Regions from separate parts of the Homo sapiens genome. Here region 1 is linked to region 2. A link is a loop called in an ENCODE intact Hi-C map of the cell type or tissue named here. Cell type or tissue: upper lobe of right lung. All regions are shown on one strand. Each heading gives the region's core, and the rest is flanking DNA. Links, peaks and the distances in the headings are about the cores only.

What was found. Peaks named below come from ENCODE experiments on the same cell type or tissue, not always from the same donor. Only the 100,000 strongest peaks of a DNase experiment are listed, where the experiment ranks them.
Region 1: a loop joins it to region 2, with 6 times the contacts of the local background. A loop is called at or near these places in 44 of 110 quality-filtered maps.

The regions. Positions count from the first base shown.
Region 1 is chr17:40,630,997-40,633,808 of GRCh38, forward strand. It overlaps SMARCE1 (SWI/SNF related BAF chromatin remodeling complex subunit E1), which reads right to left. Exons shown (of 11, transcript NM_003079.5): 8 at 1,199-1,371; 9 at 596-697. Among named protein-coding and RNA genes, the nearest start is that of SMARCE1, 15 kb to the right of the region's middle. In upper lobe of right lung, for the core only: no CTCF peak of the experiment used is centred there; no DNase peak of the experiment used is centred there.
Region 2 is chr17:40,778,630-40,781,441 of GRCh38, forward strand. It overlaps KRT27 (keratin 27), which reads right to left. Exons shown (of 8, transcript NM_181537.4): 2 at 2,559-2,641; 3 at 1,671-1,827; 4 at 1,071-1,232; 5 at 873-998. Among named protein-coding and RNA genes, the nearest start is that of KRT27, 2.5 kb to the right of the region's middle. RefSeq lists a silencer at 888-1,182. In upper lobe of right lung, for the core only: no CTCF peak of the experiment used is centred there; a DNase peak (open chromatin) is centred at 1,002; H3K4me3 peaks cover 797 bases; H3K27ac peaks cover 837 bases; H3K27me3 peaks cover 716 bases.

The DNA of each region.
Region 1 (2,812 bases), core at 8-2,507, 150 kb before region 2:
GTTGGTTTTCTTGCCTATAAACTATATATATATATCTATACACCTGTATGTGTGTGTGTGTGTGCCAAAAAAATGTGGTTCTAGGTCTTCTCTGAAACTCTTGGGTCTACAAGAAAAAACAGCAGCTCTAGCAGTTGTATAATATAGGATATTCCAGAGCAGCTGGTGAGGCAAAATAGTGAAAGTTCTGGGGTATACATAAGGCTTCCGTTTTACATTTTGGGCTACCAACTAGATTTCCTTGTCTGAATGCAAAGTGCAAATTATAAATTACATTTAATGACGACATTTGATGAATAAATCACAATAAAATGAAAGTAATTAATGACTGTATGGGAGTTTAACATATCAGAGGGCTCTAGCATTTACAGGCCTAGAAGATATGTGTATACTCTATGATATTTCAAATTTATTGCAATTTTGCCAGAGAATGGGAACAATCTTATAAAAAAAGGATCCTACAGGTTTATAATAAAGTTAGCCCTGTTTCAAAGTGAACAACATTCAATAAAAACACTATTTTGGAAAAAAGAATGAGGAAAAATAAAGTAACAGGTATAGTGATAAAAGTATAGTTAACATATTAAACAGATACCCTTTTAAGTTCATTGTTAAATGAATCTGTGCTTTCCAGGAATTTCCTCTTCTTCTCCTGGTGTCGTTCCTCTATTTGAAGAAGTTCAGCTTCTAGTTTTCGCTGCAAGACAGGATCAGGCTTCATAATTGTGTCTCATTTTTTAATGGTCCATACTTTCAAACAGTGTACCAAATAATGTTTTGAACTTTAGATCATTTATCACATGAGTCTAGCTAAGATTTAAAAAATACAAAATGCAGCACAAAGAAATGATTATGATCAATAGGTAAATGTTAAAGAATACTGTTTCAGGCCTGAGCAATTCCTTGGGAAAAAATATTTAGCATAGCAGTAAAGATTGATAGGATGCCTCAAAATTCTTAAGTTCACACGTATTTCTTAACGAATATACTTTCCATTACAAGGTTCTATATTATAGTTTTTAATGACAAACTTATTAAACATCTGGGAAAGGTCCACTTCCTTAAACCTCTTCTCCAAATCAGGAACAGGTTAGATTGACATATTTAACAGGTAGATTTAGGCATGGTGTAGGAATCATATCACCTGGGATTTGTGGTATAGGCACATCTTATTGAAATGAATGTTTTATGACTTTACCTGATGAACCATTAAGGACTGGACCTGCCGTTTGAGGACCTGCATTCTAGCTGTTGTGACAACTGACCGAACGTCTGGCACCACACTCTCACTAAGAATTTCACTGATGAGGCGGTGGTTTCTCTGGAAACGGGCGGTGGCTGTATGCTTCATTGAAAAGCCATCATCATAATCTGGAGTGAACAAATTGTTCTGGAAATCAGGTCACCAGTAACCATAAAAAGGAGTGTAACAATGTTAACACTTAATTACCAACGAACTATGGCCCTCACTGGCCTAACAAGTGGACCTGCCCAGCGTCATGGGAGCACTGGGGCAGTTACTTGATAAAAACCATACAGAGGACGTAATGTGTTCATTGGCCAAGGTAGTAATTTATCTCACAGTCTTTAAGTGATAATGTTGTGTCTGAGAAGGATTTGGCTAAAACATAAACGAGATACAACATGTCTCTTCTGGCTTCGGAATCAATGTGAAGGCTGTATGTGATGGCAGTAATTGAAATTCTGCCCAATGTTTCACTCTCTTGGTAGTAACTTAAGGCATTTAACAACTAATGAACAACATATGAACTGGGCAGTGACTTTGTCACTTGTAGCACTTTAAAAATGAATGAAAATGCCCATTTGTAAAATTATGACAGCAGAGAATACATCACCTCTAACAATATTCAGTTTCCCAGGCCCTCAAGTAATTTTATAGAAGAAAAATAAATGTCTGATTCCAAATTTAATTTTTGTCAGTTTACACTTAGCCAGCTGTTGTCAGTGTGTAATGGTATGACCCAAGTTCATACAGTATGGGTCTGGTTTATATGCTTCTGTTTCGTTTTGAGACAGAATCTCCCTCTTGTTACCCAGGCTGGAGTACAGTGGCCCAGTCTCAGCTCACTGCAACCTCCACCTGCCAGGTTCAAGTGATTCTTGTGCCTCGGCCTCCCAAGTAGCAGGAATTACAGGCGCATGACACCACGCCCGGCCAATTTTTGTATTTTTAGTAGAGATGGGATTTCACCATGTTGGCTAGGGTGGTCTTGAACTCCTGACCCCATGTGATCTGCCCATCCTGGCCTCCCAAAGCGCTGGGATTACAGGTGTGAGCCACTGCACACACACTACAGGCTTATTTTTAATAGCTATCTAGTGTTTCCTTAATCTCAGTCTTTGCTCTATCACCTTCATAGTTTTTCATATATCTACTAACAGCCTGTACTATCGTTTACTTAATATTTTTCTTTAAACTAACTCACTTAAAAAAAAAAAGAGCTTTCTCTTTAGTAATACATATTAAAACAAACGCTCCTCTCTGAACCACTTAATCACCTCAGTGACCCACCAGACAGGGAGGAACCACACTTAAGAAAACCTTGTTACAGGGGAAACCCTGTTACAGAGGCCTATGTTGCGCTGCTATGTCAGTTTAGCACCTCCCTTATTGTCTGGCACTTAAGTAGTTCCTAAAATTCTCATTATTATAAATACTACAGCTAAAAACTGTTGTTTTTGTAAAAAGTTAAAAAAATTACTTTTGTTTCCTTTTGAGTAATTTCTTTAGGAAATAAACTTCTGAAATTAAAACTACTGGGTAAGATACAGTTTTTTTAAAACTCTGTAA
Region 2 (2,812 bases), core at 54-2,553:
TGCTGGGCAAACCCTTAATGAAAGCAGTTATGATTATCATTACACATGTTTAGTTTTATAGTCAGCCTTCATGCCTCGACTTTTCCTCTGTCTATGCCACTTACAAAGGAACTTGTAAGTGCTCTTAATTGAGTGGCCAAAAGGAATGCTAGATGAAGCTAGGAGTGGTGCAAATGTATTTTTGCTCTCTTTAAGCAGTAGGATTTTTTTTCTTTTTTTTTAAATGGACACATAAGAATTGTATATATTTATGGGGTTCCATAATTATATTTCAAAACACACAATGTGTAGTGATAGAATCAGGGCAGTTAGCATATCCATGGTCCCAAACATTTATCTTTTTTGTGTGTGTTGGGAACATTCAAAATCCTCTCCTTGAACTATTAGAAATTATAGAATAAATTATTCTTAACTGTAGTCATTCTACAGTACTATAGAACACTTGAACTGATTCTCCCTATTTCTCTGTAATTTTGTATCCTTTAACCAACCTCTTCCTATCCCCCCATCCCCTTCCCAGGCTCTAGTAAGCACTTATCCCACTCTCTACTTCTGAGATCAACTTTTTTAGCCTCCACATATGAGTGGTTTTTGATATTTTGACTTATGATAGAAGATTCAAAGTCAAAACGATTTTCTTTTTCCAGTATCTTGACTGTATTTGCTAATTTCTAATATTTCATAATTATTGGCATCCAGCTATACTTTGTAGGCAAAGAGGATTGTCATGTGCAAAATGCAAATATGTCTTATGTCAAGCACTGTAATTAATGGTTAAAAACTAAAATATGTAATTATGTTGGAAGAAAATTCTCTTCGATTATTTTTTTCTCAATTTCTAAAGCAAATCTGTTTTGTAACTTTTCGCTTACCGTTGCTAAGAGGGACTGAAGTTCAATCTCAAGGGTTTGAAGAGTGCGTTTCATCTCGATAAGCTCATTCCGGGCTGAGGTGGTGGCGCCAGCGTCGTCAGAGATCTGCTGCTGCAGCGAGGCGCTCTGGAACGGCAGGGGCCGCGTTAGGGCGCTGGGGCTGAGTCCGCGCCCGGGCGCACCCAAGCGTGGTTTTACCTTTTCGTTGAACCAGGCCTCCGCGTCCCTGCGGTTCTGCTCTGCGAGGGCTTCGTACTCAGCTCGCATATTGTTCAGCAGAACCGTGAGGTCTACCCCGGGGGCCGCGTTCATCTCCACGTTCACGTTGCCTCCAGCCGCGCACTGAAGAGCTTTCATTTCCTGAAAGATATTTGTTTAACGGAATTAGGATCTGAATATTTTATTTATTGCACTTTTTGAGTTAGGGTCTCGCTCTGATGCCTAGGCTGAAATGCAGTGGTGCAATTATGACTCACTGCAGCCTCGAAATCCTGGCCTCAAGCGATCCTCCATTCTGGGTCTCCTACAGTGTTGGGATTATAGGCATGAGCCACCGCTTCTGGCCTGAATATTTTTAAAGGAGTCAGATGGACAAGATCTATAGGGTTAGAAACTTTTTGGGAGGTTTGTTTCTTTTGAGAAGAATGAATAGAAGCGTCTCAAACAATCTAAGCCTTATGGAGAAACTGACAGGTTCCTTCTTGAATGTTAATTTAAGACATTATATTTATCATCTGAAATTAGTTTTAAAATTTGGTAGGGAGGCGATTGTGAGAGCCAGCCGGGTGGAGCTTCTACCTCCTCATGATTCTTCTTGAGGTAAGCGAGCTCCTCACTGAGAGTTTCCAGCTGGATCTCCAGGTCCGTTCTGCACAAGGTCAGCTCATCCAGGACTCTTCGCAAACCATTGATGTCCGCCTCCACGCTCTGGTGAAGCGCTAGCTCGTTTTCAAACCTTAGAAAAGTATTTGGAAGTTTCATCATTAGTCATTAGACATGGCACATCACTTTTTAGATCATCATACAACTCAGACTAAGCTTTGAGGTAAAACTACTAAGATAATACTTAAAACTTCAGGCCGGGCGCGGTGGCTCACGCCTGTAATCCCAGCACTTTGGGAGGCAGAGGCGGGCGGATCACGAGGTCAGGAGATCGAGATCACGGTGAAACCCCGTCTCTATTAAAAAATACAAAAAATTAGCCGGGCGCAGTGGTGGGCGCCTGTAGTCCCAGCTACTCGGGAGGCTGAGGCGGGAGAATGGCGTGAACCTAGGAGGCGGAGCTTGCAGTGAGCCGAGATTGCGCCACTGCACTCCAGCCTGGGCGACAGAGCGAGACTCCGTCTCCAAAAAATAAATAAATAAATAAATAAATTAATTAATTAAAAAAACACATTTCAGTTAGGTCATCTATCATGCAATAAATACATTTCATTGAAGCAAGAGAATGGGAATAGCCAAAATTCTTTCTCATATGACTTTGACACTCGTTTTTGTTAGTCCCGAAATTTCCCAAGTAAAATTTGTTGCTCAGCTAGTTACTCATTCTAACAGGCATTTTGTTTAAAACAAATACATGAATAAACAAGAACAAAGGCTTGAGACAACGTCAAATAACTTAGAAGAATAAAGGAGAAAAAATGCTTAGACAACTTTTTTTTCCCATTTATCTTCAGCTCTACTTACTTTAGTCTGAAGTCATCAGCTGTTAGTCTTGCATTATCATTTTGCAGGACAACATGGGCATTACTGGTAGTTGCAGAAATTATCTGACAAATGAAAAGTTAGTTAAGATTGAGGAAATATTTAAGATGCATTTCAAAGTTCCTTGAAATAAAATTACCCATGAAATTATAGTAATATTTCTGGCATCTGTCTCTAATAATCAGACCATTCTTTTGAAGATGGGTAATTTAAGTATGGTCTCTCTCTCTGTCTTT